Regions from separate parts of the Homo sapiens genome. Here region 2 is linked to region 1. Evidence: chromatin loops called from intact Hi-C (ENCODE). Cell type or tissue: ovary. All regions are shown on one strand. Each heading gives the region's core, and the rest is flanking DNA. Links, peaks and the distances in the headings are about the cores only. Region 1 has its middle 10 kb from the start of PRKACG. Region 2 overlaps PIP5K1B (phosphatidylinositol-4-phosphate 5-kinase type 1 beta).

Region 1 (16,228 bases), core at 1,406-9,405:
TGGGCAAAATTGTGAGTTAAGCCAGTGTCACCAGGGTGATCATTTTAAATCTAAAAATCTAAATCTCAAATGTGAATCTAACCATAGCCCTCTGCTTTCACCACCATCAAGATAAATTCCAACTTTCTTAGCATGACAGAGGAAGCTCTCTTGCCCACCTTAGCTCTCCCAGCGCCCTTACCACTCTCTTCTGTACACCCCACTCTGCATATTGGGAGGCATCTAGACATCTTTGCTTCTTCAAGCTATTTGTAGTTCCTAGAACAAGTGATGCTTTTTCCCTCTCTGGCTATCCCTCATGTTGTTCCTTAGTCTTCCATCCCTTTGCCTGGTATGGAAGATTGGATCTTCCAAAGAAGGCCACACCAATATTTGTCACATGTCATATGCTGTTTGGGACTTTGACATTCCTGTCACCCAGGGATGTTATCTATTCTCCTCCCTTCGAATTCGGGTTTGGGCTACAACTATTCCAACCAACAGGGTACTGCAGAAGTGCTGCTTGGTGACTTCCAAGTCCAGGTCATAAAAATGATGCATCTTCCTTCTAACTCCCTCTCTCTCTCTTTTTTTTTTTTTTGGGTTTTTGTTTGTTTGAAACAGAGTCTCATTCTGTTACCCAGGCTGAAATGCAGTGGTGTGGTCATAGCTCACAGCAGCCTTGACCTCCTGGAATCAAGTGATCCTCCTGCCTCAGCCTCCTAAGTAACTGGGACTATAGGTGTGCATAACCACACCTGGCTGATTTTTAAAATTTTAAAAATTTTTGGTAGAGACAGAGTCTCACTATGTTGCCCAGGCTGGTCTTGAACTCCTGAACTCAAGCAACCTCCCACCTCAGCCTCCCAAATTGCTGAGGTTACAGGTGTGAGCCACTGTGTCCGGCATTCTCTTTTTGGGATGCTGACACTGAGGACCAGCCATCATGTTTTGAGGAAATCCAAACTAGCCAAAGTAGAGAAACAATGTAGAGAGAGCTGAGGCCCCCTCAGCCAACAGCCAGGGTCAACCAGTAGACATGTAAATGAGTCATTCTTCAGATAAATTCCAGCCCCCAGCCTCCCAGTCTTCCAGCTGAATCCTTAGACATCATGGAGCAGAAACAAGGTATGCCTTATGTGTTCCATGTGAATTTCAGGCCCACAGAATCTCTGGGCAGAAAAGATGTTTTCATAGCTTTAATCCAGTATGTTTTAGGTAATTTATTACACAGCCATAGTAACCGGAACATGGGGCTACTTTCTTCATATCCTGTAGGACTCAACTCAAATGTCAGAGGTGACTTCCTCCAGAATCCTTTTATGAAACCAAACTTTCATATTCCCACAGGTGTGCCTTAGGTACCTCTCTCTGTTTCCACAGCCTGCAATGTAATTGTTAGTTTTCCTGTTTATCTAATATCTCTGACATAGACACTCTACTGGTGAATGAGTGATATTCTTTGTTGGCCTCCTGTTTCTTCAGTAGCAATCACTGTTGCTAAGGGAATGGGGTAACACAATTGGCCAGTTCAGGGACAGGGCATATTACCTGATGAAGGGCAGTGAGAAACCTTGCAGGACACCAAAACAAAAACAAAACAAGACAAAACCCAATCCTCTACAGATGACCAAACCTTAAGTCTCCAAATTCTCACTCATTCTTGCTTAGTCCTGGGCTTCAGCTCAGTGCTATGATTCAGTGCCTAAAGACTTAACTTCCTGTCAGGAGGTGACTTCAACTCTGGGGAAAAGAAATCCCACTGCATTTGCTTGGATTGATTGGTAAGAGAGATTGATAAAAGGATGTTCTTTGACATTTGCCAAGGGCAATTTTTTTCTATAATGAGGGAAGAGAAACAGCTGTTTGTCCCAGGAGACTGATTATGGCACTAGAGTCAAATCCACACTCTGGAATGCAATTTGATACATCACCTTAATATTAATATAGATTAAATTCATAAGATACTCAGCAAAGTAATCAATAATTCCAAAGTCAATAAATATTAAACATGTGAATGATGTAGATAATGAACTAATTATTGAACGTTTCAGTGGCCAGAAAAAAGGAGGTTTGGATTTATTTTCTGAGAGTGGCTCCCTTTAGGGTCCCTTGGGCAGTGTGTGATAGCTTTTGATCTGTGATCTGACAGATTAAGGGAGCTTCAGGCAGAGGCCTCTCTCTTGTACAAAAATACTCTTCTTGCTTACTGTTGAGGGGACAAGAGGAAAGAAGCATGTGATGTATCTGAAATATAGCCTTTAGAGAGTCATTCTTGTTTTAACTAAGGAATTTGCATTAATATGCCTAATGAAACCACCTTTGTAAAGGTTATGACAGTGAGAGAAATTTAGCTTGGCTGACTCCATCTTGCTTCTAGTCTCATAGGCTGGCTGTCCTCACTTATTCCTGGGCATATAACAAAGGCCACGCCAAGCTAACTGTGGGAGGAATTTAGTGTATAGTTTCACTTTGAAGCAAGAATGATAATAGTCCCTCCCTAAAACTGAGCCCCTCCTTTTTCGGGGACTGAAACTGCCTTTGTAAAACTAATGAAAGGCCACAAGATTAGGATTATGGGAGGGGTCTGAATTCTGCTAAGATGTAGGAATAGCTTGCCTTTCTATAATCTATGCTGGAGGTCACAAGATTTGTGACTTCCCCGTTTGCTCTTGTAAATAACATCACTATTGTAGAACCCAAGATTCGTCTTTTGAGATGATTTTCAGAACTGTGCATTCTGGGCACCAACTGACTTCACTTGGACTCACGACTCATGACTCAGCCAGTCCTGTGGCCCCCACCCTATGGTGGACTCAGCACATGAGGATTGTTTGCCATGCTTTTATCCCCAATCAGCAGCACCCATTCCCTAACTCCCTGCCTGCCAACTTATCCATAAAAACCCTAGCCTCTGAGTTCTCAGAGAAACTGATTTGAATAATGAACTCTTGTCTTTCATGTGGCCAGCCCTTGCCTTAATTAAACTGTTTCTTTACTGCAATACTGCTGTCTCAGTGAATTGGCTCTATCTGTCCAGCATGCAAGAAGTATAGTATAGTAGAAACAAGTAGACTTTGTGGGCTTAGACAAATGTATTTGCAAAGCATAATTTTCAAAAAGTTAAAAACAATTCTCATGCAAATTTGTAGTGAGCATGCATCAAAGATTAAATAATTAGTGGAGTTTTAGGTACTGAAGTGTGTTCTCCCAAAGTCCATAGGTTGAAATTTTAACTGCCAGGACACTCAGAATATGACTATATTTGGAGATAAAGCCTTTAAAGAAGTAATTAAGGTTGGCCAGGCATGGTGGCTCATGCCTGTAATCCCAGCACTTTGGGAGGCCGAGGCAGGTGGATCACTTGAGGTCAGGAGTTCGAGACCAGCCTGGCCAACATGGTGAAACCCCGTCTCAACTAAAAATACAAAGAAAAAAAAAATTAGCTGGGCATGGTGGCGGATGCCTGTAATCCCAGCTACTCAGGAGGCTGAGGCAGTAGAATCACTTGAACCCAGGAGGCGGAGGTTGCAGTGAGCTGAGATCGCGCCACTGCACTCCAGTCTGGCGACAGAGCAAGACTCCGTCTCAAAAAAAAAAAAAGTAATTAAGGTTAAATGAGGTCTCAAGTGTAGGTCCTAATGTGAAAGGAGTGGTGTCTTTATAAAATGAGAAAGAAACACCAGGAACACATGTGCACAGAGAAAAGACCACAGGAAGAGGCAGCAAGAGGGCGGCCCCCTGCAAGCCACAGGGAGAGGCCTCAGAGGAAACCAACCCTGCCAGCACCTTGATCTTGAACTTCCATTATCCAGAACTCTGAGAAAATAGATTTCTGTGGTTTAAGCCAGCCAGTCTGTGGTATTTTGTTATGGCAGCCCTAGCAAAATACAAGAGGGAGCCAGCAGGAAGGCAAACTGGTTTAAAGGAAGCTGGAAGAAACTGATCTATAATAGTCAGTGATAAAAAGAGCATTCTGGCGTAAGATTGCTAAGTGAGATACACAACTGGGTAGTGTCCTTCAGGTCTATAAAACTATAGTCTTTGGGGTTACTTTCTTAGACAAGAGTCATTTGCATCTTACCAGTTTTCTACAAGCTGACATTCTTTTCTCTTTTGTTTATTTATTTATTTTGAGACGGAGTTTTGTCACCCAGGCTGGAGTGCAATGGCGTGATCTCGGCTCACTGCAACCTCCGCCTCCCAGGTTCAAGCAATTCTTCTGCCTTAGCCTCCTGAGTAGCTGAGATTACAGGCATGTGCCACCAAGCCTGGCTAATATTTGTATTTTTAGTAGAGACGAGGTTTCATCATGTTGGCCAGGCTGCCTTGGCCTCCCAAAGTTTTGGGATTAAAAGCATCAGCTACTGTGCTTGCTGTTTATTTTTTTATTTTAATTTTTTTGTTTATTGTCTTCTAAAAATTGACATCCTTGAGACCTAATTAATGGCAAATAATAAGTCGAGCATAGTCACACTGTGCTGGAACAGAGTTTCTCAATGGTGACTATTTACTGATGTTTCTACTGATTATAGTCATGTGCTGCATAATGCTGTTTCAGTCAGTGATGGACCACATATGTGATAATGGTCCCCTAAGATTATATTTTTTTACTGTACTTTCTCTGTGCTTAGATATGTTAGATACATAAATACTTAACTACTGTAGTACAATTGACTATAGTATTCAGTATGGTAACATGCTGTACAGGTTTATAGCCTAGGAGCAGTAGGCTAGACTGTATAGCCTAGGCGTATAGTAGGCTAGACCATCTAGCTTTGTGTAAGTACACTCTATGATGTTCGCAAGATCACAAAATCACCTAATGATGCATTTCCCAGAATGTATCCCTGTTGTTAAGCAACACATGGCTAACTCTGTCGTGGTGGTTGTCCCATGCATTGTAAGGTGGTTTAGCAGCATTCTTGGTCTCCACCCACTAGATGGCAGTAGTATCTGCTCTCCCATTCAATAGTGACAATCAAAAATGTCTCCAGACATTGTGAAAAGGTCCCCTAAGGAGTAAAATTGCCCCTGGTTGAGAACCACTATTCTGGTCTAACTTTGAATTAAATATTCAAAGCAATCTTTTTGCCTTACTTCCAAGTTTTAGATAATTTTCATAACAGTGTTCAAATCCCTGCTCTGCCCCTCAACTACCTGTGTGTCCTTGGTCTATTTTTAACCTGAGTTTCAGTTTCTTCATCTGTAAATTAAAGCAAATACTTCTTTACCTCAGAGATTTCCATGAGGATGAAGTGAATTAGTATGTGCAAAACACAGACATCAGCGAATGCTAGCCCCACACTTGGCCTCATGGTTGGTCATGGTGTCTTTTAAGAGGCATGTTTATACACCTGTGGTCACAGAGGGCACCCCGGGGCCACTTTGGTGGCCAGGCACACACATCCAGGTCTGGGCTTTCAGGGGACTGCAGGCTAGTGCAGATCACCGGGAAGTCAGGACCCTGCAGCTGAGCTGGGTGCCTCCCTTCACATTCTAGGCAGGACAGAGGAGTGGGTGGCCTTGACAAGAGTTAGGGGAGAAGAGGGGAGCCAGTACCCCTACCTTCACCCTTGGCCATCACTGCAGGCCAGTTCTCTTCTCTGCCTCTGACCTGATGCAAGTATCAACACCATCACTACTTTCTTCCAGTGCTCAGGGACCTGATGTGCCCCTTGCTGGAGGAACCCGTCTTGCCTTGTCTCTTGCCTTAGGCAATATGGTACCAGAATATAGGGTCAGGAATTCCACGTGAAAGTATAACTAGCATCTTTGTTGCTATCCTTCAACCTTCTACATCTACTATTCAGAGGTGATCTTGTTGATGAACTGAGCTAATTTATGTGTGTGTTGTTAAAATAGGTTGTGGCTTGGTAGGCGTTGAGGGAAAAGGAGCTTTGATGGCCCTCGCCTCACGGGGAGACAAGTGCCTTTACTTGGAAAACCACTTTAAGAACAGCCTAGATCCGTCTGTGGGACTGCATTGTCCAACAGAGAACGTCTATGTCTGGGGGCCTGGGACTCTGGAAAGGGTTATTTTGGGGTTTCAGAGTGATTCAGTCTAAGGCGGGGGCACAGCCGTCTCCCATCTGTGGGGGATAATTGCTTGCTCTCCATTCCCTGCTTTTTTTTTTTTTTTTGAGTTGGAGTTTTGCTGTTTCACCTAGGCTGGAGTGAAGTGGTGCGATCTTGGCTCACTGCAACCTCCGCCCCCTAGGTTCAAGCAATTCTCTTGCCTCAGCCTCCTGAGTAGCTGGGATTACAGGTGCACGCCACCACGCCTGGCTGATTTTTGAATTTTTAGAAGAGACAGGGTTTTGCCATGTTCGCCAGCCTGGTCTCGAACTCCGGACCTCAGGAGATCCACCCACCTCAGCCTCCCAAAGTGATAGGATTACAGGTGTGAGCCACCATGCCTGACCCATTCCCTGCTTATTATAGAACACTAACAGGCAGACTGGGCTTGAGTCTCTGAGCCTGACACTGTTGCATAGTGGAGAGTCACTGGTTGCAGGGAAAGGAGAATCAGGCCAGAGCATTCACATGGTGTCTTCTCTCCAGGCTTCTTGGCTCCCCTCTTTCATCCCATCCTGCCTGGCTTCGCTGAATGAAAGCTCTATGAACTTCGCTCATCTGTGATGATTGTGACTTGCCAGTAATGCTAAATGCTGCACCAGGCAGCAGGGCACCCGGTGGGATGAGGTGGGAGTTATGGGGCATCAGGGGGAGGCTGTATGCAAAAGAAAGGGCCACCTGTCCTAGACCCACCATACCATTGGTCGACCCTGGGCAAGAAGACCTGAACTTCCCTGGATTTTAGTTTCCTCATGGATGAAATGGGGATACAAACACTGCCATGTTTTCCTCCTAGATTGTGAGAATCAAGTACAAACGTTTTTAGAAAGTGGGAACAGGACTTATGCTATGATATTCTGAGAGAACTCAGGCTAATTTTTTTTTTTTTTTTGAGATGAAGTTTCACTCTTGTTGCCCAGGCTGGAGTGCAATGGTGCGATCTCAGCTCATGGCAACCTCCATCTCCCGGGTTCAAGCGAGTCTCCTGCCTCAGCCTCCCGAGTAGCTGAGACTATGGGTGCCCGCTACCACACCCAGCTAATTTTTTGTATTTTTAGTAGAGACAGGGTTTCACCATATTAGCCAGGCTGGTCTCGAACTCCTGACCTCAGGTGATCCACCCACCTCAGCCTCCTAAAGTGTTAGGATTACAGGCGTGAGACATCACACCTGGCCCAGGCTAATTTCTTATGGTGGCACATCACTCACCATTTAACAAATATTAATGAAGCCCTACTGTGTGTCAGGCACTGTTCTAGGTGCCGATTATACAGCAGTGAACAAGACAGGCAAACATCCCTTGCTTCTTATGTTCTATTGTAGGGACACTGATGATAACAAAATAAGGTAAACAATGTGTTAGAAGCCGGGTGCCTCACACCTGCAATCTCAGCACTTTGGGAGGCTGAGGCAGAAGGATCACTTGAGCTCAGGAGTTCAAGACCAGCCTGGGCAACATATATCTCTATAAAAAATAAAAAATTAGCCAGGCTTAGTGGCATGTGCCTGTAGTCCCAGCTACTCAGGAGGCTGAGGTGGGAGGATCACTTGAGCCTGGGAGGTCAAGGCTATGATGAACTGTGATGGTGCCACTGCTACTCCAGCCTGGACAACAGAGTGAGGCCGTGTCTCAAAAAACAATGTGTTAGCTGGTCATCAGCGGTATGGAGAAAAAACAAGGAAGAGGGAGAAGAGGTGTAGTAGCCAGCTTCCAAAAGGTCCCTCACCTCTTGGGATTCCATCCCTTGTGTAGTCCCTCCCACAGTGTACCAGGGTTGGTCTGTGTGACCAGTAGTAGATGACCCAGCTGATAGTCTCTCCTGTCTAAGATCAGGTTATAGATGACTGCGGCTCTCTCTCTCTCTCTCTCAGATCACTTGCTATGTGGGAGCTGGTTGCCATGCTGTCAGAATCTATGGAGAGGCCCCTGGTGAGGACCTCCAGTACACAGCCCAAAGCCAGCAAGGACGTGAGGCTTGCCAGCAACCACATGAGTGAGCTGGAAGTGGGTCCTCTTGCCTCAGATGACTGCAGCTCTGACTGACAGCTGACTACAACCTCACGAGGAACCCTGAGCGAGAACCTTGGAGAAAGCCTTTTTCTCATGCCCTAGAGTTGAGAATGTAGATTGAATGTGCTCTGCTATGATTGCTGTTGTTAGGCACTGTGGGAAGTGCTTTATATACACTCTTGTTTAACTCTAATAGCCTTACTGAGGGTACTATTATTATCTCCATTTTATACACCAAGGCTCAGAGGCTAATTCACCTTTCCAAATCCTCCAGCTAATAAGTGTCCAAGCTGGGACTCAAACTTGGGCCTTTTAACTGTGCTGCTATTCTACCTCTCCCTTGCTCTTTCCAGACCAGGCTTGGGACATAACACTAACACCCTTTTCCTTTCATTTCATCTCTTGTCCTTCAGTCATTCCTAAACATTGACATTCATTGAGTTCCTTGGCTCTGGCCACAGTCCTTTCTCCCTTTCCCCTCTGGGGCATCAAATAGTGATTACAGTATCCACAGGGATGGCATATGCCATTTCACCATTTCACAGTTCCTGGAATCCACTTTTCACTTCTCATAAAGCTTCAGCAAGCCATTCTCATCTTGGGTTGCTTGTTTGCCTATTTGCTGTTACATCCATTCTCTTCTCCTCATCTGTTTCTTTCAAGGAAACCTGATCCATGCAAATTACGTTTCCTAAACTGCTTTGCCAATTTGTTTCAAGAGAGGTTCAGCCAACGAGAGGCGCCTGTGGGAGACTGGCAGGTGGGTGGCAGAGAGGAGGCAGGTATTTCTGCCCTCCTTTTCTCCTCCCGCCATTCCCTTCAGGCACCATTTCCAGCAGTGATTGGGTTTCCTCCATGGCTCCGCCTCTTGCTGGACAGACCACTGTGGTTTCAGTCTCAGCTCCGGGGCTGTGTTAACACCTTTTTCCTTCTGTTCCTCTATGCGTAGTTATGGTAAATGCAACTTTTCTGCATTTCTTAATTTTGAGTTTGTCTAATTCTCCCTGGTAGCTCTTTCAGTCCTTCCATCACCTTTGCAACAAATTCCCTGCATTAGATTATCTCTGTGAATTGCCGGACCTAGGTTTTGTTTGTGAGGCTGGACCCCAGCTGATATTCGTATCTGTACTTTGGACTTTATTGCCATTTTAAATTGTTCTTTCTCAGATATCTTCAACTATAGGATCCTGCTTTCTGATTACAATCTCCAGTTCCTTAACCTCAGGTCCTTTCTTCCATTTATCATGTTTGCTCTGTTCACCCACTCTGTTCTTCCACCCACTTACTCATCAACCTGTCAAGGAAAAAAGCCAAACTCTATAAAATATTTAAAGAGTTTTATTCTGAGGCAAATATGAGTGAACATGGCCCGAAGGCACAGTCTCAAAAGGTCCTGAGAATATGTGCCCAAGATGGTTGGGTTACAGCTTGTTTTTTTTTTTTTGAGACAGAGTCTCGCTCTGTTGCCCAGGCTGGAGTGCAGTGGCGCCATCTCGGCTCACTGGCTCACTGCAAGCTCTGCCTCCCGGGTTCACGCCATTCTCCTGCCTCAGCCTCCTAAGTAGCTGGGAGTGGACCGCCACCACGCCTGGCTAAGTTTTTTTTGTTTTGTTTTGTTTTTGTATTTTTCGTAGAAACGGGGTTTCACCGTGTTAGCCAGGATGGTCTCGATCTCCTGAACCTGTGATCCACCCACCTCAGCCTCCCAAAGTGCTGGGATTACAGGCGTGAGCCACTACGCCTGGCCACAGCTTGGTTTTATATGTTTTAGGGAGACATTAAGACATCAATCAATACATGTATACATGTGAGGTGTACATTGGTTTGGTCCAGAAAGGTGTGACAACTTGAAGGGCAGAGTGCTTGCAGGTCATAGGTGGATTCAACAATTTCCTGATTGGCAATTGGTTGAGAGTTAAGTTATTATCTGAAGACCTGGAAGCAATAGAAAGGAGTGTCTGGGTTAAGATAAGGGGTTGTGGAGACCAAGGTTCTTATTGTATAGATCAAGTCTCATAGGTAGCTTAGAGATTATAGATGCAAATATTTCCTATGCAGACCTTTAAAAGGTAGGTATTAGACTCTCAGTTAATCTCTTCAGGGATTTGGAGGGCCTGGAAAAGGAAAGATCCACTTATGTTAAAAGAGATTTTTGGGCCGGGCACAGTGGCTCATGCCTGTAATCCCAGCACTTTGGGAGGCCGAGGAAGGTGGATCACAAGGTCAGGAGATCAAGACCATCCTGGCTAACAGGGTGAAAACCCGCCTCTACTAAAAATACAAAAAAGAAAAAAAAATTAGCCGGGCGTGGTGGCATGCACCTGTAGTCCCACCTACTCGGGAGGCTGAGGCAGGAGAAGCGCTTGAACCTGGGAGGCAGAGGTTGCAGTGAGCCGAGATTGCGCCACTGCACTCCAACCTGGGCGACAAAGTGAGACTCTGTCTCAAAAAAAAAAAAAAAAGATTTTTTTACAGATGTAAATTCTCCCCCACAAAAGAAAGCTTTGCAGGGCCATTTCAAAATATAGCAAGGAAACATATTCTGGAACTAACTTTGGGAGGAACTTAGTTTATAGTTTAACTTTGAAACAAGGACGATAACAGCCCTTTCCCAAAACAAACCCCCTTCCTGCCTGGGGACTAGACTGCCTTTACAGAACCAACACATTAGCCACAAGATTAGAAATTATGGTTTAGGAGTCATGCAACTGAAGGCGGCCAGATTCTGAACCTCCCCAAATTGCTCCTGGGGATAACATCACTATTGTAAAATCTAAGATCAGGGCTTGAGATATTTTGCAGACCCTGCACTCAGTGGATCAGCTGGCACCACCCAGACCAATCAACTGGCTCATCTGATCTTGTGTACCCCCCAGCAGGAACTGACTCCGCACAAGAGGACACCTTTGATTCCCTGATTTCATCTCTGACCTGACCAATCAGCACTCCCGACTCACTGGCCTGTGCCCACCAAATTATCCTTAAATACTCTGATCCCCGATTCTTAGGGAGACTGATTTGAGTACTAATAAAACTCTAGTCTCCCATACATCTGGCTCTGTGTGAATTACTCTTTCTCTATTGCGATTCCCCTGTCTTGATAAATCGGCTCTGTCTAGGCATTGGGCAAGGTGATCCCATTGGGCGGTTACAAACTACAAAAGGGAGAGGGTATAATGAGGCATGTCTGACCCCTACCCCTTCCTGGAGTGGCCTGAACTAGTTTTGCAGGTTTCTTTGGACTCCCCTTGGCTAAGAGGGGGGTCCATTTAGTCAGTTGGGGGGCTTTGAATTTTAGTTTTGGTTTACAAACCCATCCATCATTGTTTTTGTTGTTGTTGTTGTTGTTGTGAGACGGAGTCTTGCTCTGTTTCCAGGCTGGAGTGCAGTGGCGCGATCTTGGCTCACTGCAACCTCCACCTCCTGGATTCAAGCAATTCTCCTGCCTTAGCCTCCGCAGTAGCTGGGACTACAGACGTGCACCACCACGCCCGGCTAATTTTTGTATTTTTAGTAGAGATGGGGTTTCACCATGTTGGCCAGGATGGTCTCGATCTCTTGACCTCATGATCTGCCCGCCTCAGCCTCCCAAAGTGCTGGAATTACAGGCATGAGCCACCACCGCGCCCGGCATCCATCCATCATTGTTTGTTGAGCGTCCACAGTTCCAGGCACTGTGGTTGCTGATGATATAGTGGTAACAAAGATTGATAATCAACATGTTCTCATGGAGCTCACAGTCTTGCGGAGAGAGATGATAACGTAAAAGTATTTACAAAGTCACATAAGTGCTAGATGGGGTAATTATAGGATACTACAGGAGCATATGAGAGTGGCCTGGTCTTGACTTGGTGGGGGTGGTGACAGCATGAGTTTCTGAGATCAGAGAGATGAAGAGTTGGCCAGGTGAAAGAGGGCAAGGAGGAAAGAGCATAGCAGAGGGGACAGTATGTACAGACCCAGAGGCCAGATGTCCTCATCTAGTACAGTGTTGGAGAGGCTGAAAAAGGGAGATTCTCAAACAGACTCAAGCTTGGATGCATTGGGCCCTAGCTCCTGGGGTTCTGCAGTTCTGAAAGGTCTGCAGTTTACCCCTAGGGTTGCAATCTTCTTATTCTTTTTTAACTCCAGGTTAGGCACTTCCATCCCTCACAGTTCAGGTTCAGCTCCAGCCCTCTTTGTCCCTTATAATGCATACAAACTCTTCAAATCTCCTGCATTTCCTGAATTATGGAACTGGTCACTGGATACCCCCTTTTCCTTGCTGTATTTGTATAGCTTTCTTTTGTCTTCAAGAGCTCTCTAATTATTAAGATAATTGAATTGGGACCTCTCACTTCTCAGCTCTTTGTTCTATAGGCTATAAAGCATTTTGGGGCTCCTTCTGGGAAAACATTAATCGATTTAAATCAAGGGCATGCACCCAAATGCTGCAGGGGCCAGGCAGGTGCCAGAAATGAGTGCCCTATGGAACACTTAGCCTTCCTGGGCTGCCTTTTTCTTTCTTGCTCTGCTGGAGACATGGCATAAGCACTATTTTACTTTTAACGCTAATGTAAAAAAAAAAAAAAAAACCCACAGAGCCAACAGGATGATAAGCAGCAACTGTCATTAGCTCTGTGCAGTGGTGATAGTTGGGTGGGGCAGGAAGGGCTGTGAAGTGCAGAGAAAATGCTTACATAGGTGCAGTAGCAACTCAGCATAGCTGAATGGTGTCCTGTGGAAACGTAGGCCTACTGTGCACAAATATTACAACAGGAGACTGAAATCTGGATGATCTGGGGTATATGAAACTGACGACTCTTTACATTGAGAAAACAATTATTAAAATTTGAAATACTCTGTTAGGCCTATAACTATATTGGGTTAAACAAAATGTGTTCATGGGCTCATCCAATGGTTCTAAAACTCGGCTGTGCATTAGAATCACCTGGGGAGCTTTTAAAAGTCCCAACGTTCAAGTCACATGCCTGGGCAGTTAAGTCAATCTCTGGAGGCAGATTCAGTCATCAGTATTTTTTTTTTTTTTTTTTTTTTTTTTTTTAGACAGAGTCTTGCTCTGTCACCCAGGCTGGAGTGCAGTGGCGCAATTTTGGCTCACTGCAACCTCCGGCTCCCGGGTTCAAGTGATTCTCCTGCCTCAGTCTCCTAAGTAGCTGGGATTACAGGTGCCTGCCGCCACACCCGGCTAACTTTTGTATTTTTAGTAGAGACGGGGTTTCACCATTTTGGCCAGGCTGGTCTCGAACTCCTGACCTCAAGTGAGCTCCCTGCCTCGGCCTCCCAAAGTGTTGGGAATACAGGCGTGAGCCACCATGCCCAACCCAGTATTCTTTTTTTTTTAATGTCTCAGGTGATTTCAATGTGCAGTTAAAATTAAGAACCACTGCTTTTGATGTGCATCGGTTTGTGAGCTCTGATTATAGGGCATATTTTGGCAGAAGGATGTTGTGAATGTTCTGCTCCACCTAGGGCCTTCTGTTAATTGGCAGGTGTGCTGTATCACACATGTTAAGTGCTGCAGATGAGATTTCAGAGGAAATCATCAAGCGCTCTCCTGTTCTGTTTCTCTTGAGGGCCTCAACTCTTCATCATGAAATGTAGGCTGTTACAGTGATAGCAGAAGAGGTCACCAAGAAACTCATATGCCATTATACTTTACATGAGTGCCGAAGCTCCTGTCGCAGTCCATATTATCTGTATCTAACATCTTGTCCTGGGTACAGTTTCCCATTCAGCCACTCGGCTGTACTGTCTGTATGTTGCATGATAATTACTAGGCATTATACATGTGCAGTCACATTGCAACCATGTGACAATGCCCACTTCTTGTGTAGGTGTGCACAAGAAATTCTCTTCAAGGTCTCAGAAGGACTGAGTACGGCAGGCCTCACAAGACACAGCCATGGTGGGCAAATAGCAGTGCCTGACATTCCTACCCCCATCCTCAGATAGTGGAGTTTCCCACAATCCCCCTCCTTGACTCTGTTCTCTCTCGGCTCACGTTCCTTGGCTAACACTCTCATACCACTTAAATCTGTGCTGCCAGTGCTTATCTGTCTACTAAGTTCAATCCCAGATTTCCATTGGCTAATTAGACATCTCTACCTGAATGTCTTAAGGACCTATGAACTCAATGTGTTCAATCCTGAATTCATTATTGTCTTCAATAAATTTGTTTCTTTCTTTCTCTTCCCCACCCCCGCCTTGTCCCATTTGCTTTGCTTAAAAAAAAAGCTTTGCTTCCTTTATGTGGAAAGACACATAAAGGAAGAACTGAAAAACCAGGGCTCAGGACAGAAGGCAAGGAACTTATTGGCCAACAGCTGTAGAAACATGGACAGCCTTCTAAGATGCTGTATTTGGATGGCTCCTTTACAAATGCCTCAAATCCCCCTGTGTCTCTGCTCAAGATTCAATTCCTGAGAGACATAAACTGATCGATCTATCTTGGGTCCTGTGGCCATCCCTGACTTTGACTCAGGTGAGTGGGTTAGATTGGGAACCCAACAGAATCAGATGAAATGAGGTAGAAGTAATCCCTCAAAGATAAAACAGAGTGCTATTGCCAGGAAACGAAGGAGAACTACAAAATATGGGGAAAATAATTTTATAAAAATTGTCTCCCTTTTGTGGATTTAAACAGTATATAAAAGTGACATATAAAATATAAGTAAATGCATTTGTGAGAAACCAATGTTTTACCTCATTTTTATTTTAATAAGTAAAGTAATTCATGCTCAAAATTAATTTTAGCAATTCAGAAGCTTATAAAGTGAGAAGTAAAAATTTTCCTTCCTTTAATTTATGCTTCTCTAAGTTCCTAGTGCTATTCCCTAGGGGTAATCACTTTTGGCAGTTCTTATATGTCAGAAGATATATTTTTAGGTAAGCAAGTTGGGCCTATTTCTAGGACTACTTTCTTTTCAGGTCCCAAAAACATTACAATGCTCATTATCATGTGTGTCAAGCCACTTCTATAAATATTATGGTGGCCGGGCACGGTGGCTCACGCCTGTAATCCTAGCACTTTGGGAGGCCGAGGCAGGCAGATCACCTGAGGCCGCGAGTTCGAGACCAGCCTGGCCAACATGGAGAAACCCCGTCTCTACTAAAAATACAAAATTAGCTGGGCATGGTGGCACATGCCTGTAATCCCAGCTACTCGGGAGGCTGAGGCAGGAGAATTGCTTGAACCCGGGAGGTGGAGGTTGCGGTGAGCCGAGATCGTGCCATTGCATTCTAGCCCGGGCAACAAGAGCAAAACTCGGTCTCAAAAAAAAAGAAAAAAAAAATTGTGGCAAAATTAGTGGTACCAAGGGATGAATGATTGCCCAAACTTTAAATAAATGTAGTACTTTATAAATTATTGTCATTAAGTTATTTCTGAACTTCCTGACTCCCATAATTTTTCATCTTTCATATAACAAAGGCCACGCCAATTTTTAAATCAGCATTTTATAGATCATAAATCTGACATAGAAACTTTGTGTTCAAAAATGTTCTTTTACAATATTCTGCTAATAAGGAGAAAACAAACTATTAATAGAAGCTGGCTTGTCAAAATCCAGGTATGATAAGTATTTCTGGACCAGAACATGCAGTGTTATGTAAATAATTCCCTGAGTGATAGAGATTTGTAGTTTATTTCTTATTTGAATCCTGGTGGAGTTTGTTCTTTTCTTTGCTCCCATCAATATTTTGGAGATAGAGAGGAAGTTAGAATTGAATGATCCAAGCCTTATGCAATTAGCCATTTGGAAACTGCTATATAAACAGTAAAGAGGAGAATCAGCTGGCATGACTGCCAGTGAGCAGTTTTTTGGGAGAAGAATGGTCTTGATTGCCTTTCATTGGGCATACAGGAAAGCAGAGTTGGCTTTCACCTCTTCATTTGGCCCCCTAGGCAAGCTCCAAGCAGATCATGCAGAGGTATTGTATCTTGCTACACAAATCTTTTCCTTCTGAAAGGGTTTATCTGAATGCAAAAGGATTCCTGTTTCCTTGGCATGCTAAGGACTCCCTTGCTCCCCAAGGCCATGGAGAAAAGCAGAACGGAAAGTGGAGAGAAATAACAAATGTAATTATTCTGCAGCTTGTTCTGGGATAAATACTTGATGTTCTGACCTGTAAACGAAGCATGGGGACATTTCTAGTGTG
Region 2 (16,228 bases), core at 4,910-12,909, 130 kb after region 1:
ACAGGGACAGTTCACACCTACCCTGAGAGAGTTCAACTTTGAATAAACAGAATATTTAACTGGAGGGGTGACTGTCTAAACCAGAAGAGACTGCAATATTACTAACTGATAAGTTTCAGTTTGAGGAAGTGGATGCTAGTAGGGAAAAGGATTCATAGATAATTAAGTAACTACATTTTCCCCGCACATCTGAGTGGACAGAGAGTAAATCTGCAATCTGGAATCACTGCTTTTTCTGGTCTTTGAAAATTTGATTGTAGACCTTTTTCTGAAATTGCTAACAAACTAGAAAAAAAAGTTGGATAGCCAATTCAGAATGAGGAATATCAGAGGATGGAGAATCTCTGTGTCTAAAGAACTCCCGTCATCATTTGAAGAGAGATCACCAAGTGCTTATGAAAATGCAGCAAACACTGAGTTGGTCGTGATAATGGTTTGTCCTTGGAACATCTGGAGCTGGCTGAATATGGGCAAAGTTTACAAATGAGGTCTTTGTGTGGAGAAATGAAGAGAGGAAGTTAACGAGATGTAGAATCATTCCAGCCAGGCTCGCATTAAGGCTGGATGAAGATATTTTAAATAAACGTTCAGTTTTAACTTCTCTGTAGCCTGAGTAGCTATGGACAATTGATCTGTCCAGTGAAGTACATATCCCTTTTAAAACACATTTCTGATGTATACATGTAGAAAGTTCGCAGATGTATCCTTTTTATGAAAAGTTGAATGTTATATATCAATTCATGAATAACAGATTGTCCTTGGCCATTTCATTCTCATGGAGGGAGACATTCCCCCCACGGACATTTTCTACCTTGTCACTTAGAAATGCAGTATTTGAAGGGACAAAAATGAGGAGAGAAGAGTTATCCTTGCTCGATCAAAACACTAAATTTGGCCGAGTACAGCGGCTCACACCTGTAATCCCAGCACTTTGGCAGGCCAAGGCAGGTGGATTGCTTGAGCCCAGGAGTTCCAGACCAAATTAGGCAACATGGTGAAATCCTTTCTCTACAAAAAATACAAAAATTAGCCAAGTGTGGTGGCATGTGCTTGTAGTCCCAGCTACTTGTGAGGCTAAGTTGGGAGGATCGCTTGAGCCCAGGAGAGAAGGTTGCAAGTGAGCCATGAGCATGCCACCAAGCTCCAGCCTGGGCAACAGAATGAGACTCTGTCTCAAAATTTAAAAAAACACTAAATTGAAAAATGTCTTTGAAGGAAGAACACTGGTGATATCAAAGGGACACTCAGTTGCAGGGTAGAAGGGCATGTAAAGAGTGTGGACTGATACTGACAGGGATGAAGAGCCATATACGTGGCCCCAAACCTCTCAGAAGCCAGTATGGGGTGATCTTTTCTGAAAGGTTCAGAACCACTGGATGTCCAAAGTACTTTACTTTTCACAAGGTAATCGTGCAGGCCCTGGTCCTACAGCACCATCGGTACTCCATAAATGTGCCCTGGATGTTGAATGAATAAAATTAAGCCCTATAAAATCAAACTGATTTTACTCTTTATTCTTTAAGCCTAAGTTGAAAGCTTCTGGGAGGAAGACAAGGTCATGTCTGACAGGTACACAATGCACTGGGTAATGTATCACAAGGCACATTTCTGAACCATTTTTTAAACTTTGTAATATTTTCCTAGACCTTGGAAACTCTCAAATATGCCTTAAATCTCTGTAACTCAGTCCCTCACTAGCTTCCAGAAGTTCCTCCCAAGGTATGGAGCCTCAATTCCATTTTGTAAATCACCAGGGTTTGCTGCCCCTAACATCTCTTTTGGATTGGCTGTTGGCAACTCTGCCCTGTTTTGCATCATGATCTGTATGACTGGCTTACGTCAGAATCCACAACCAGATCCACAGCAGCCAACCTCAAAGCCTTTCCAGATACATCTTCAAAGCCAGAGTTGCTACCATCAGGCCCCGTGTGGCCACTTCCCCTTCCTGCCATAGCTTTCCTCTCTGCACTCCCAGGATTCTCAACAGGGAGGAGAAGAGGGGTCCTTGGGGGCATTTCCTTCCCTTTGCTCCCTCCCCCAAATACTTTGTGGGTCTTTCCGCTTGGGGCCTATATTGACCTTACTCCTACACTTAGGGTCATCTAATCAGAGACCAGTAGGTTCTTTTTACAAAAAAGCCAGAAACTCTAAGTAGTAGATATAACATTGTTCTATTTCATAAGCCCAAAGATTTTAGCTCTCCTTAACTTGAATTATTGCATATATAAATTTCTGTGGGACAAGTTACTTAAAATGAAAACTTGCTAGACACATAACAACAAACTCAGGAAATGCTTCAACTCTCCAATCTTTAGGTAATATCTCTTTTAGGAAGAAAGGAAAAGGAGTTTATTTCTTAGAGCCGAGGAAATTACCTTCAGTCTCCCATTTTCATTCTTTCTATAGAAATTTTGATAATACTTTGGTTTGCAGTGAGAGTTTAAAAAAAAAAAAGCAAACTACTGACTTGATAATCCTTCCGTTTCTGTAGTGAATCAGAATTCTCAAAAGCTGCTCACACAGGATTCAACGTCACACATTGAGTCCCTAATCTCCTCCCCTGCAAGATTTCAAAAACAATCAACCCCCCTGTAACCGCTGCATTGCTCAGAAGGAAGCCTCGCTTTTAACTTAATAGGATTTCGTGTGCATGCACATTGGTAACAGTTGGCAAATGTCAATGGGCTTGATTATGCTTTTCATTAAATTTTTAAAATTAAATGTTTGGATTATTTATTTTACTTTGTGTTCCTTAGTCACTTGGCACTGTGTTCCTTCCTTGAAATAGGCTGCAAGATTTCATGAACTCATTGTCCTGTCCAAACCAAGCTCTCCACTAGGATTGAGCCCTTTCCTGACTCCTACAGCATCTGCCCCTGTATCTCCTTGTCAGAGTTAGGTGACCAGTCATTGAGCACTTCTAGCCCATGCTGCCTATATCTGTCCATGTTATTACTTAATGTTTTCATTTCAGTGGCCTTACCACCATTACACACAAGCTCCTTAAGGAGAGTGTAATGATGAAAGAACATGGGTTTGGAGTCAGAGAGACCTGGGTATAAATTCTGGATGCAGCACTGTGAGCTCTGTGGACCTGCGGAAGCTGAACCTCTCCTGAGGATTCACTTCTTTATCTGTCAAAAGGTAATCATACCACTCACTTCACATGGCTGTTGTGAAGATGAATGAGAGAACCTATATGTAATAGATTGTCTGGCTCAAAGTTTAAATAAATGTTACCTGAACCAACCCACAGATAAAGTAAGCCTTGGAAATGCATCCTTATTGTCCATGCAATAAAGTATTATGTATTGTATTGTATATACGTATTTGATGATTACATATTACATATGATTTGTTTTACATGTTAAGTTACTTTGGTATCTATAGGTTATATCCAAGATGGAACCCTCTCTCCACCAAAACCCAGAAGAGCATATTCTGTAAAATTTGGGAATTGTCTTACTTAGTAGAAAGTCAGGCATGAACAACAGCATAGAGTTATTTTGATTTTTGTAGCTACCCTGACACTATCTTGCATGGATTATTGTGTTCCTTCTGTTGCTGCCAGCAGCTCATTTCCATTCCCTACTTTCAGCAGAACTAAGCTGCAGCAAGCGGCAAAAGCCTAGACAAACACCAGCCCCCTCCCAAGACTACTGAACAGTTGTGGTGTATGGATGGTCTTCAATGGCGACACCAGTTGCCACCTAAATAAAAACTGAGAGGATGAAGAGGTCAACACAGTTGCAATTTAGTAATTCACTGGCCTTTAACAGACCTTGGACAAATGAGCAATACAAATGTACTCCAAACAATTAATCCACAAATTCACAATGTTGACATGATTTACCTTGGTTCTTTCCAGACAAACCATGTGTAGGTTATTACTAAAACCTGCTTTTATTATGTGCATTGACTAGGTAAGATTCACTATTCCAAGAATGTTTGCTGTTGCTATTTCCTAGGCTTCATCAGAAGATTGACACCAAGAGAAATGCTGTGTAAGAACTCTCGAGTGAGCTAAGACTGGGAAAATGAGGTTCCACAGTTCCCACAGAGCAGATTTTTAGTAGCAAACGTTAAACATGTAATCAAGTAATTACAATATAATGAAGCAACACCAATGGCTGTAGAATAGATTTAGATGAAGTCTCACAGGAGTGCTTATTATTAGAAACACACACGTTAAACTCCTGTATCGCAGGCCTTTTCTTAGGAATCTTGTCAGTTGCATAGTCTCACAGGCATATCACCAGGCACTAAACTTAACCACTGAGTTTTTCCGCTTTCTTTTCACCACTCTTTTCTATATCCCCAAACTGCTTTATTAGATTTATCTTTAGCTTTTCTGGGGCATATACTCAAGTAATTTTTTAGCAAGAGACTTAAATACACACTTACCAGAGTGGCTAAAATAAAAAATAGTGACAACAGCAGATGCTAGTGAGGAAAAGGAGAAAAATGGATCATTCATCCACTGCTGGTGGAAATGTAAAATGGTGCAACCACTCTGGAAAAGAGTATGGCAGTTTCTTAAAAAATTCAACACGCACTTACCATATGACATAGAAATTGAATTCAGGCATTTATCTCAGAGAAATGAAAACCTGTGCTCACGCAAAAGCCAGTATACAAATGTTCACAGCAGCTTTATTTGTAACACTCAAAAACTAGAAAAAACCCACATGTTCATCAGCGGGTGAATGTTATAAACTGTGATACATCCATACCAAGAAATATCACTCAGCAATAAAAAGGAGCACATTACTGATACAGGCAATAATTGGATGAATATCAATGGCATTATGCTGAGTAAAAAAAAGCCAATCTCAGGGGTTATATACTGTATGATTCCATTTATACAGCATTCTCGAAAAGATAAAATTACAGAGATGGAAAACAGATTGGTAATTGCACAGGATTAGGAAGAGTTGTGAGGGAAGGAGGTAGCTGTGGCTATAAAAGGGTACCATTAGGCATCTTTGAGAAAGAACTGTTCTGTACTTGACCAAGGTGGTGGTTATATAAATCTATGTACGTCTGAAATTGCACAGAACCTCCCCCACCACACATGTGCATGTAAAACTGGTGAAATCTGAAAAAAGCTGAAAAACGTCAGTAGGTTGTACCAAAGTCAATTTCCTCATTGTGATACTGTACTAAGGTTGTGCAAGATTGTGCAAGATATTACCACTGGGGGAAACTGAGTGAAGGGTGTATGATATCTCTCTGTGTTATTGCTTCCAACGGCATGTGAATCTATTATCTCAAAATACAAAGTAAAAAAATTTACAGGTAGAAAAATTTACAAAGCCCTTGCATATATGATATGACATCATTATTTCTGTTCTCACAATAAAACCTGGCTTGGCTAGGTAAGTCCAAAATCATTTTTTCTAAGACCAGAGAGTAGAAGGCATTCTTTTACTGTTTCTTAGGAACTCTTAGGATTCCTTCCAACTCGAACAATCTTTGATTCTATGAGTTGGTTTTATTTGTTCACCAACTTTAACTTTGCTTTATGCTTATACTGCTATGATATCAAACTATTACAGATAGCCAAAACTCATAATTTTAAGACAATGGAGCAAATCAAATATCTCATGGGTTTACAGTGTTTGTAAAACACACTTTGAAAGACAGTGGATTTGGCTGGGCATGGTGCTTCACACCTGTAATCCCAGCACTTTAGGAGGCTGAGGCAGGAGGATCATTTGAGATCAGGAGTTCGAGACCAGCCTGGCCAACATGGTGAAACCTTATCTCTACTAAAAATATAAAAACTAGCGGGGTGTGGTGGTCCACACCGGTAGTCCCAGCTACTTGGAAGGCTGAGGCAGGAGAATCCCTTGAGCCTGGGAGGCAGAGGTTGCAGTGAGCCGAGATTATGCACTACACTATAGCCTGGGCAGCAGAGTGAGACTTCATTTCAAAAAACAAAAACAAAAACAAAACAAGTAATTTAGGAGTGTGGAGTCAATGATGTCCCTGCACCCTTTTCATGTTTTGATTGAAGTCTAAAAACAAAATCGAATTCCTTATTGATGAGAGGATAATTTAAATTGAAGTATTTCTACCTTCAGGATATGTACGTCTCCTTTGTATTAGGTCTAAAGCATTTTTTCTTCCCCAGTGATAACTGAGAAGGCAAGCAATATCAAAAAAAGAAAATAAACTGTCTGAACAAAATGTAAAAAGTTTACTACCAGCAAAATTATAGCTGAATGGTAAGCAATAGCCATAATGTTAAATATTATATAAAATAACCCATTTTGTAACCCATGCAAACATGCCCATAGCTGTTAAGAATCTGATTCATAAATTCAGAACTTGCCTTACATAGAAAGACCCTTCTTTGCACATCAGAAAGTTTCAGTATTCTTGAGACTGGTTTCATTAAATTCTGAGAACCTATTAATATTTATGGTTACAGTCATTTGTGTGAAAAAAGAAAATTGGTTCCACACTCTTTAAAAATTAATAACATGCGGCTCAACAAAAATTATAATAAATGTAAAATAAGTCATTAGGTCATTAATTATCAAGACTGTCTCTGAAATGACTCTCACTTGAAGGATTAAAAATATTTGGGTTGTAAACACAAGTTCTCACTAATATACTTTGTCTCAAAGTCATTTCCCAGAGTTATTAATAAATATTTCAGCATATAAAAATTTATCAAATTAATTAAATGATATGGGATTCTAGATTTTACATAGATAACTTATATCAGAGAAAAAATAATCATGGTAAATTACAATGAATACAAAAATAGATCCTAATTGTTCTTTTAAAATTAATATATACATTTTCAATTCAAAAGAGTTTTCAATCACAATCTTGCAACATGTACTGAGTGTATAGAATAAGCCAGGTGCTGCAGCTGCAGAGAGGTGTAAAGAATGAGCTTTGCCCTTTGAGACATTTAAAGTCTCGCTGGAGAGACAGTACATACACCTAAAGAAGACAGGGGTCAGTGCTAATAAAATAAAGTCCATATTCACAATAGCAAAGACATAGAATCAACCTAGATGCCCATCAACAGTGGACTGGATAATGAAAATATGGTACATACGCAACACAGAATACTATGTAGCCATAAAAAGAATGAAATCATGTCCTTTGCAGCAACATGGATGGAGGTGAAGACCATTATTCTAAGTGAATTAACCTAGTAACAGAAAACCAAATATTGCATGTTCTTACTTCTAAATGGGAGTTGCACATTGAGCACATGTGAACATAAAGTAGAAAATGACAGACACAAGGGCCTACTTGAGGGTGGAGGGCGGGAGGAGGAGGGTAGAAAGATGGAAAATTTACCTATTAGGTACTATGCTTATTACCTGAGTGATGAAATAATCTGTACAGCAAACCCTCATGACAATTTACCCATGTAACAAATCTGCTCATGTACCCCTGAACTTAAAATAAAAGTTGGAAAGAAAAAAAGTCTAATGACCATTTACAACATTGCTTCCATGGGAAAACTCACTGCAATATAAATGTACTTTTGTTACACAAATGACTCTTGATAGGAGGACAACCAGTACAACTTTTCAAATAATCCCAAGTGATTCAAAATGGAGATAATCTACTTTATTAAATTCTCAGTGCAATTTTTGGCAGGCATTGCAGTGAAACTGGATACTTCCTCCAAAATAGGCAGAACTTAAAAAATAGCTAGATACACAAAAATCACCAAAGACAGGTTTCTTACCTAAACCTTTCTTTCTCTTTTTTTAAATCATTAGACAGCTGATTATTCCTCTGTTCAAATACATATTCCAATAAACACTTACTAAGTACCTACTAAGAACCAGGCATGTAGATATAAAGATAGATTAAGCCTTGCTCCTCAGGCTCCAGGATTTACATGTGAAAAAGTAACAGTGTATTAAGTCCCATGAAAGAAGTAAGCCCAGGATGCATGGGGAACCACAACAGCACGGTCTTGGAGGAACTGATCCCTGAGTAGTCCTGAGACGAGCAGGTGAGGGCCAGGTGTAGAAGAGGGGAAGAACGGTCCAGCAGAGTGAGGCATGCATAAAAAAACCAAAACCTTTAGAGAATGTGGCCAGTAGATTAGAAGAGCTGGAGAGTGGGGATCTGTATCAGAGGAGAGGGGAGAGAGAAGGCTGGAGACAGAAGCTGAAGAACGCATCTGGAGAATGTAGCAGGGACCAGATCAGGAAGGATATTAATGTTCCAAGCTGGGAATCACTGGCTTTCGCCCAAAAGCAGTGGGGAACCTTGGCCAGAGAGTGTTAAGTCTTCTGATCAGAGGATCAGTCTGGCAGCAGTGGTGGGGATGTGATGGAAGGCAATGATAATGAAAACCAGCAAAGAGGCTACAGCAAAACTCCAGGTGATGAATAACCACGGTCTCAATAAAAGCAGTGGCTGTGCCTACAGTGAGGAGGGGGCAGAGCCATGAGTTATTTGGTAGGCAGACTGGGACATGGTGATTTTACTGCATGCAGGGAAAGAGGGAGAGGAGGGAGGAAGGAGTAGCTTCAGGGTGCAGATCTGGGTATCTGGCTGCACGATGGTCATGTTCCCTGGGTCACAGAAGACTAGAAGAGGTGCAGGCCTGGCGGAAGATGAAGGGGTACCTGGGATGAGCAGTTTTCAAATAGGACACGCATCTCAGCTTGTCTGTCACGTGGGAGCCATTGGGGATGGTTTGAATAAATCCTGCTTTCTGGTTTTGATAGCAAGTGATCTGTGATGTCTTTGTAGTACTCAATGTCACCACTCTTTCCTTGGCTCAAATTAACTTGTGGGTATGGATGGCTGTGGCAGTGAGCATATAGAGGGTCAGACCAAGGGATAGGAAAGCCTTCAAGAAAGGGGACTCATCATTTACATATCCATTTCTCCCCCACCACACACAGCCAATGGGGAATAGCAATGTGGAGATGGGGTGCAGAACCTGACATCTGGATGCCTGCTTTTGGAAAGAGCCCTCTGATCCTGTGGGGGAATTGGGCTCAGCAGGGTTGAGGCATAAAAGAAGATCAGTTTTCTAGAATAGTTCCAAGTGGCCAATGTGCTACATGGAGGAGTTGGTCAGGAATGAACCATCCCAAAGGGCAGGCTTATTATACACAGGGGTCTGGGACTGGGCTTGGGGAAGCCAGGCAAAGGGACTCAGGGGCTGCCACAAGGATGCCAGGAGAAGATGGTATGTGTCAGGAGGACTCAGTGCAGGATGAGGCTGTTCAGGTCTTTTCAGACGCAGAGCTCAGAAACGGCAGCTCTGATTGGCAGTCAGGGAAGCAGTCCATGGGGAGCAGGGAATAAGCTAGGTCAAGCTGGCCCTTCCGGCCAGCACTCATGCTAAAGGAAATAGAATTCCAGGGTCTGAGATGTCAAGCCAAAATATGAAAGGAGAGGTGGGGGCGCCAAGAAGCAGGGGGAGGTCAGCCATAGGTTAAGAGGCTTAACAAATCCGTCTGGGAACAACAAAGAAGCTGGGGTCCAAAGGTCTGGGATTCTTGGATTTGCTACTGCTAAGTCCTTAAGAGCTCCCTGGCACCACCAGAAAGGGTCTTCTGACAATATGTGGCTCTCATATTATGTGGCCACTTTCCTCTTCTACCCCACATGCTCTCCCTATTAACTGCCCCAAAACCAAACAACTATAGCTCCCGGAACACATTGTGCTATTTCACACCCATTGTTTCATACCTATTGTTCTCTTATCCTAGAAATATGCTTCTACTGCTTTGCCTATCCGGAGAAAGCTTCTCATCCTTTAAAAGCAAGCTACAATGTTCCCTACTCTAATCTTCACAATATAATATCATTGCACATACTAGACTGTATGGCAATTGATAAAAAATAAAGGTCGTGCACCTCATGCTTGGCATGTAGTGTGCTTGCAATATGTGCTGATAAGTGAATAGAAGCATATATCCTAATATAGGTTTAGTTCACCTTTCTCTGCCTGGGGTGCTGATACAGTAATACATTTCTCTAACTGGTTTGTTTCTAGAGCCTTAGCCATACTGTCTCACAGGAATTTTAGCAGAGGAGATTCCTGATTGATAGGTGCTGGCCTCAGCTCAGACTAACCTTGCAGACCCTCTGGGTCTCTGCAGCCCCTCAGCCAGCACTGAGGCTCAGCTCTGCAAAGCAAGGGCAATATTGGGGCGATGTCAACCACATATCCTATTGCAATCATCCAGTGAGTTGGCCTTTCAGAGGATGACCTGAAGAGAGAGAGAGGTAACTCTAGGAAGGGGATTCTGAGCCTTGGGGAAGAAGGAAGGGAAGGAACAACGGGCTCCAAGAGATTCACGATCCATCACGAGGATGGGCATTTTTTGGGGGGAGGAGAGTTCACAGCATTCATACGATTTACTAAGAGGCCCTTGACTATTAAATATTAATATTCACCATTCCAGAAATAGGCTTTCCTTGAGGCAGCTCTGCTCAGAGCACCAGCTGTTGAATCCAGATCCCAGAGGACTTGGTCATGGTCAGGACAGATCAGGGAAGGGAGCTGAGTTCCCCTACAGCTCAGCATTTACACACTCCCATACCAGCCCAAGAGAAGCCTTTCTGAAGGCAGATGTACATATTTTGAAGAATGTCCAGGATCTGTGTCTTGTACAACTGCAAATGCAGTGAGTAAGAGGGAGTTAGCCTCAGGATACCTCTACCTTGACCTTTATGTTCCTTAGAACAACAAACCTGCCAAAGAATAAAAAATAAAAAGGCAAATCTCCAGGGTCTCACTTGTGATGAAAAGTTTGGTTTGACCTCGCGGTCTCAGTCCTGAGCTCAGGAAACACTAATAAATAGACAAATCCTGAGCAATGGCTCTTTTACATTTGCTTTTTTTTTTTTTTCTGGCAGAGAAGCATGTGGTATTAGAAGGCAGCAGATAAAGGCTTTCCATACTAAAGAGGCAAGAAGCACACAAAAGAGAAAGCAAACTTAAAACTGGAGAGGCTGACACTAAACTCTGGGGAATTGAGAGTCACTTTTTACCCACATCCTGTAAAGGGCAGAAAAAACACAGGAAAAAGATTTCTACTAAAATATGTGTGTTCTGTTTTTACGTTTTTTGAATAGAAAAACATGCATCACTCAAATCCACTCAGATATCTGAATATCTGCTGGACGTTTTTTGTTCGTCTGTTTGCTTGGTTCCTACTGCTCCTTCCCTGACTTCTGAAAAGATAATTAAAAAAAAATCCTCAGAGTGAGACTTTAAGTTTTAGTTGTTAGAAGCACATGCCTTTGTACCCAAACAGATGTGGGCTCTGTCATTGACTTGGTAAGTAATGCTGGATAAGTTTCTGAATCTCTTTAAGAACCCAATTCTTCAGCAATTAAAATGGAAGTATGAATAGTACTGACTCCAAAGAATTGCTGAGAGAATTAAGTGAAATGATGCATTAAAAAAACCTTAGACTAACCTGGCATACTGTAAGCATTCAATAAACGGTAGCTAAACAATAGGAGTAACATCTCTGTCAATAAAGAAAAACAATTCTAAGGACACATTTTTGTGCACAATCATGCAAGCTATAACAGGCAGAAAGGAAGAAATAAAAAAAAAAAAAACAGAAACAGTAGACCTGTGTTCCTTAGTGGAAATTCCCTACTTTATACCTTAGAAGGGGTGTCAGACTGTCTTCCTCACCTTCACGTGAGTTTGGGTCTGGCAGAGAAGTGTCTCCCCTCCCCTATAACAACATGGGTCATCCGTCCAGGCCCATGGAAAGTGCAGAAAACCACAGCCTGTGCCATCATGCTTTCTGCCCACCTCCACTACCCAACTTAGCCAAGTGGCTGGACGGTTCTCCCATGATTATTATCCTTCAGAAGTTATTAGCACTGCATTTTTCTTTTCTCTAAAAAAATTTTTATCTCTTTTCACCATGTTAGAAAAAATCTTCCCTTAGTTTTTTTTTTTTTTTTTTTTTTAAAGCATTGCAGCCTGGGGGAATTCCTCCCCACTTTGGACAATCACTCCAGCTAAGTTTGCATGGAATGGTGTCTGCCCTAATTGGCAAGCTTCATTCCTGCTCACCTCTTATTCAGACCACATAAAATAATTTCAGCAAACGTGCTGCTCATATCATAGTTTTGCATCCACACTGATCTCTAGGGAGCCATTATTAATCCCAAGTACATTTTCTTTAAACTTGTCTCCCCAGTTCGAGTCTTACTTCTTCCAAGATTTCTATACGGCTTTTCTTACTCAACACCACATTAAACCTAAATTCTATTTCTTTCTAGTTAAACTATCTTCCCCACAGCGGAGAAAGAAAAGAAAACAAAGCTTTCTTGTTTCATTTTATCAAAGAAAGCTGACTTAGCTTATTAGTAAAATCAACAGAGATGTAGGTTAAGGACTCTAGATAACTCCCTTATCATCTACCAATTCCTTCAATATCAGGGAAGCATGGCTCAGCGCCAGGATTGGGAAAGATAGGATTCCACATGTCTGCCACTTTGGACATTCCTTATTTCTATGCTTTCAATAAGTGGCAGCCACAGTTTACATGAGCACAGAGTTCAAAGGAAATCACAACAATCAAACTTCCTTACCCGGCAGTCTCTCTGAAGTGTTTTCATAAGCGCGTTGTATGTTTCCGTATCAAAATACAACCCTTCGTGCATGTCTTGCAGGAAATCTAAGTCCTTAAATGTGGGGTTGGATTTCTCTCTCTCTTTACGGGATGCTCTTCGCTTATACGTTGAGCCTTTCAAGTCATATGTAAAGTGCATTCTCATGGAGCGTGGCAAAACGTTGTTCATCACCACAATCCTGATATTAATGCCTCCTGATTGCATACAATACAGTCCGTAAAATTTTGGCAAAAGAGTCCTTGGATTCTGGTTTAAATTCTAGAAACCAAAAAAAGAAAAATATATTTACAATCTTCTATTTTGACAAAATAATGCTCCACTAAAGATGTGTTTTCATGCTGATATAATAATTAAAAATGGGATGTGATTATCTTTATTAATGTTCATTACTAAAATTTTGCTGTTTCTAATCTATTTCTTAAGTCTGCTTACTGGACAGCAATTTTATTATTCTAAACTCAGGGCAGTGAAAGTGACTGGATTGGACATAATGTCCCAAATTGGCTCCAACTAAAAACAGGCAAGGAATTGACTGGTGCCATGAGTGACTATTCTCTAAGGTAGCCAAAGAGAAAACGAATTGCCAAGGTATGAGGGATGAACATTTAAAATTTTAATAGCTCCTGCAAAACTGTCTTCCAAAATGGCAGACCAATTTACAACCACACTATGTAAGACTGTACATAGATTTTCCCATTACTCTTACCAGGGCTGAATAGTACCCAAACTTTAAAATCTTTGTAAGCATGATTAGTGAAAAATAGAAACCTGTTTTTAAAAATTTGAATGCCATTGATTACTTATGTATTTTTAGTCACCTTAAAGATAATTTTGCTCATTTTTTTCTGCAGGTTTTTGTCACTGTTGAAATTCTTGATATACTCTGGATATTTATCATTTCTCTCATCTATATGGGGTAGTTTCTTCTAGTCTGTTGTCTTTTTTATTATTTAAAAAAACAGGGAGGCTGGGCACTGTGGCTCACGCCTGTAATCCCAGCACTTTGGGAGGCCAAGGCGGGTGGATCACGAGGTCAGGAGTTCGAGACCAGCCTGGCTAGCATGGTGAAACCCTGTCTCTACTAAAAATTAAAAAATTAGCCTGGCCTGGTGGCGCATGCCTGTAATCCCAGCTACTCGGGAGGCTGAGGCAGGAGAATTGCTTTAACCCGGCAGGCAGAGGTTGCACTAAGCCGAGATCATGCCACTGCACTCCAGCCGGGGTGACAGAGCGAGACTCTGTCTCAAAAAAAAAAAAAAAAAAGAAAAAAAATAGGGAATACATGCCTACTTTTGTTCCCTTTTAAAGTAGATAAGAAATTAAAATAGTTTACAAAACGGCATGTAGTCAATGAAAAGTGTCTCTGCTATCCTTGATTCTTCCCCCAATTCTCAACATTTGAGAAAACCACTGCTCTCACTTTATTTCATTCCAGAAATATTCAAGGTGCTTATATTAATTTTGTGTCTGGTATTTTTGGTTATATAAATGTGTTGCCTTAAATTTTTTTTTTTAATTTTTTGAGAGACGGAGTCTTACTCTGTCACCCAGACTGGAGTGCAGTGGCATGATCTTGGCTCACTGCAACCTCCGCCTCCCAGGTTCAAGTGATTCCCCTTCCTCAGCTTCCCAAGTAGCTGGGACTACAGGTGTGTGCCGCCACACCCAGATAATTTTTGTATTCTTAGTAGAGACAGGGTTTCACTATATGTCGGCCAGGCTGGTCTCGAACTCCTGACCTCAAGTGATCCTCCTGCCTTGGCCTCCCAAAGTGCTGGGATTACAGGCATGAGCCACTGCACTTGGCCTAAATGTGTTGCCTTTTGATGTGGTCATGTTTATTTACTTGTTTCTTATTTGTGTGTGTGTGTGTTTGCTTTTTGCTTTTTGTTTAACAAAGCTTTTTTATATCCCAAAGTCATAAACTTTTATTTTCTTCCAAATTTTTAATAGTTTTGGTCATTACATTTGGTCTTTACTCCATATGGAATTAATTTTGTGTGTATGTGAAAGATCTGAAATAGAGAATTTAATTTTTTCCTCAAATGGATACTTATTGAACAGTCTGACATTTTCCAATTGAGTTTAAATCCCTCCATGTCAATACAGTAAGTAGACAAATTCACATAGATCTATTTCTGGACACTTTATTTGAATCCATTAATTTATCTGTCTAAAACTGTACTCATCCTACATCCTTAACATTAGTTACAGCCTTATATATTTTTTGTATATGCTATAGCAGGCCTACTATTTTTCTTCTTTTTCAAAAATGTTTTCTCCATTCTTACAATCTTTCTGTGTGATTGTTCATTTTAAAAAACATTCTTCAAATGAGACTTGCTCTCACTTTCAAAGAAATTGGCTTTGTCAAGCTATGTGAAAAATCCTATTAGAATTTTTGCTTGGAATTAGACTGGATTTATAAGTTGATTTGGGAGCAGTTGAAATCTTTACAATACTGAGTTCAGGAACAATGCAGATTTCTTCATTATTTCAGATCTTCTTTATGTCCTTCAATAACGTTTTGTAGTTTCCTTCATATTGGTCTTGTAACATTTGTTTTTATAGATTCAAGTATTTTAGAATTTTTCTTATTACATTCTTTCTGAACTGATTGTTTATGTTTTCCACTTACTATATCTTGCTTTCCCAATCAGAATTACAGTACTCACATGACTTTATTTACTTATTTTTCTAATAGGGTTCATTATAAGTTGTTGTCATCATGAACAGGATCTCTTTTTTCCCTTATATTCTCCCACTCTATATCATCTATATAATGGAATATAATGGATTTTGTAGATTTACCTTTTATCCTGCAAATCTGCTGGAGTCATATCACTTCTAAAAATTCCTGATTTACTTTCATGAGCAAAATGAAGGTTTGCTCATTTTGAATTCTGTCATTTAAAGAGAACAGTGCTTGTACTTTTTTCTATTTCTTTTTGTACTCAAGACTCAGTGCCAGAATTTCTAGCAAATTTATCAGAAAGGACTATTGATGGGAGGGGCACTCTGGTCTATTCCTATTGTTTCTAGAGAAAGGATTCTTGTATTTTTCCATGAGCTATCATGTGAACTTTTGGAAGACTGATAAATGTACAACTTGTATAATCATTGATTTATTTATCATTTTTTAAAAAAAAAAAAACTCCCCTGCCAATTTTTAGAATTTTAATTAAGTGAAGATGTTGAATTTTGAGGGCCTTAGCTTCTCCTCAACATCTATTTGGGTAACCACGTGACGTTCACATTTTTTCTTGTTAATGGGGTGGATTATATTGTTATACTAGCTTACATAATTGGGATAAAATCACTTGTTCAGCTAAATTTAATTTTTCTTTGATACAGGGTTTTGCTCTGTCTCCCAGGCTGGAGTACAGTGGCTTGATCATAGTTCACTGCAGCCTCAACCTTCCAGGCTCAAGTGATCCTCCCACTTCTCAGCCTCCCAAGTAGCTGGGACCACAGGTGCGTGCCACCATGCCTGGATAATTTTTTATTTTTTTGTAGAGATGGGGTTTCACCATGTTGCCCAGGCTGGACTTGAACACCTGGGCTCAAGTGATCCACCCACCTTGGCCTCCCAAAGTGCTGGGATTACAGGTGT

The links. A loop is a pair of places that touch in the nucleus more often than their neighbours do. Peaks named below come from ENCODE experiments on the same cell type or tissue, not always from the same donor. Only the 100,000 strongest peaks of a DNase experiment are listed, where the experiment ranks them.
Region 2: it touches region 1 in a loop (6-fold over the local background); 3 of 110 quality-filtered maps call a loop at or near these places.

Annotation. Positions count from the first base shown.
Region 1 is chr9:69,016,495-69,032,722 of GRCh38, reverse strand. No RefSeq gene overlaps it. Among named protein-coding and RNA genes, the nearest start is that of PRKACG, 10 kb to the right of the region's middle. RefSeq lists a cis regulatory region at 11,652-12,157. In ovary, for the core only: a CTCF peak has its summit at 4,953 (motif pointing right); no DNase peak of the experiment used is centred there; H3K4me3 peaks cover 445 bases.
Region 2 is chr9:68,890,984-68,907,211 of GRCh38, reverse strand. It overlaps PIP5K1B (phosphatidylinositol-4-phosphate 5-kinase type 1 beta), which reads right to left. Exons shown (of 16, transcript NM_003558.4): 8 at 12,574-12,873. Among named protein-coding and RNA genes, the nearest start is that of PRKACG, 120 kb to the left of the region's middle. RefSeq lists an enhancer at 10,914-11,063. In ovary, for the core only: no CTCF peak of the experiment used is centred there; no DNase peak of the experiment used is centred there; H3K4me3 peaks cover 381 bases; H3K27ac peaks cover 1,676 bases.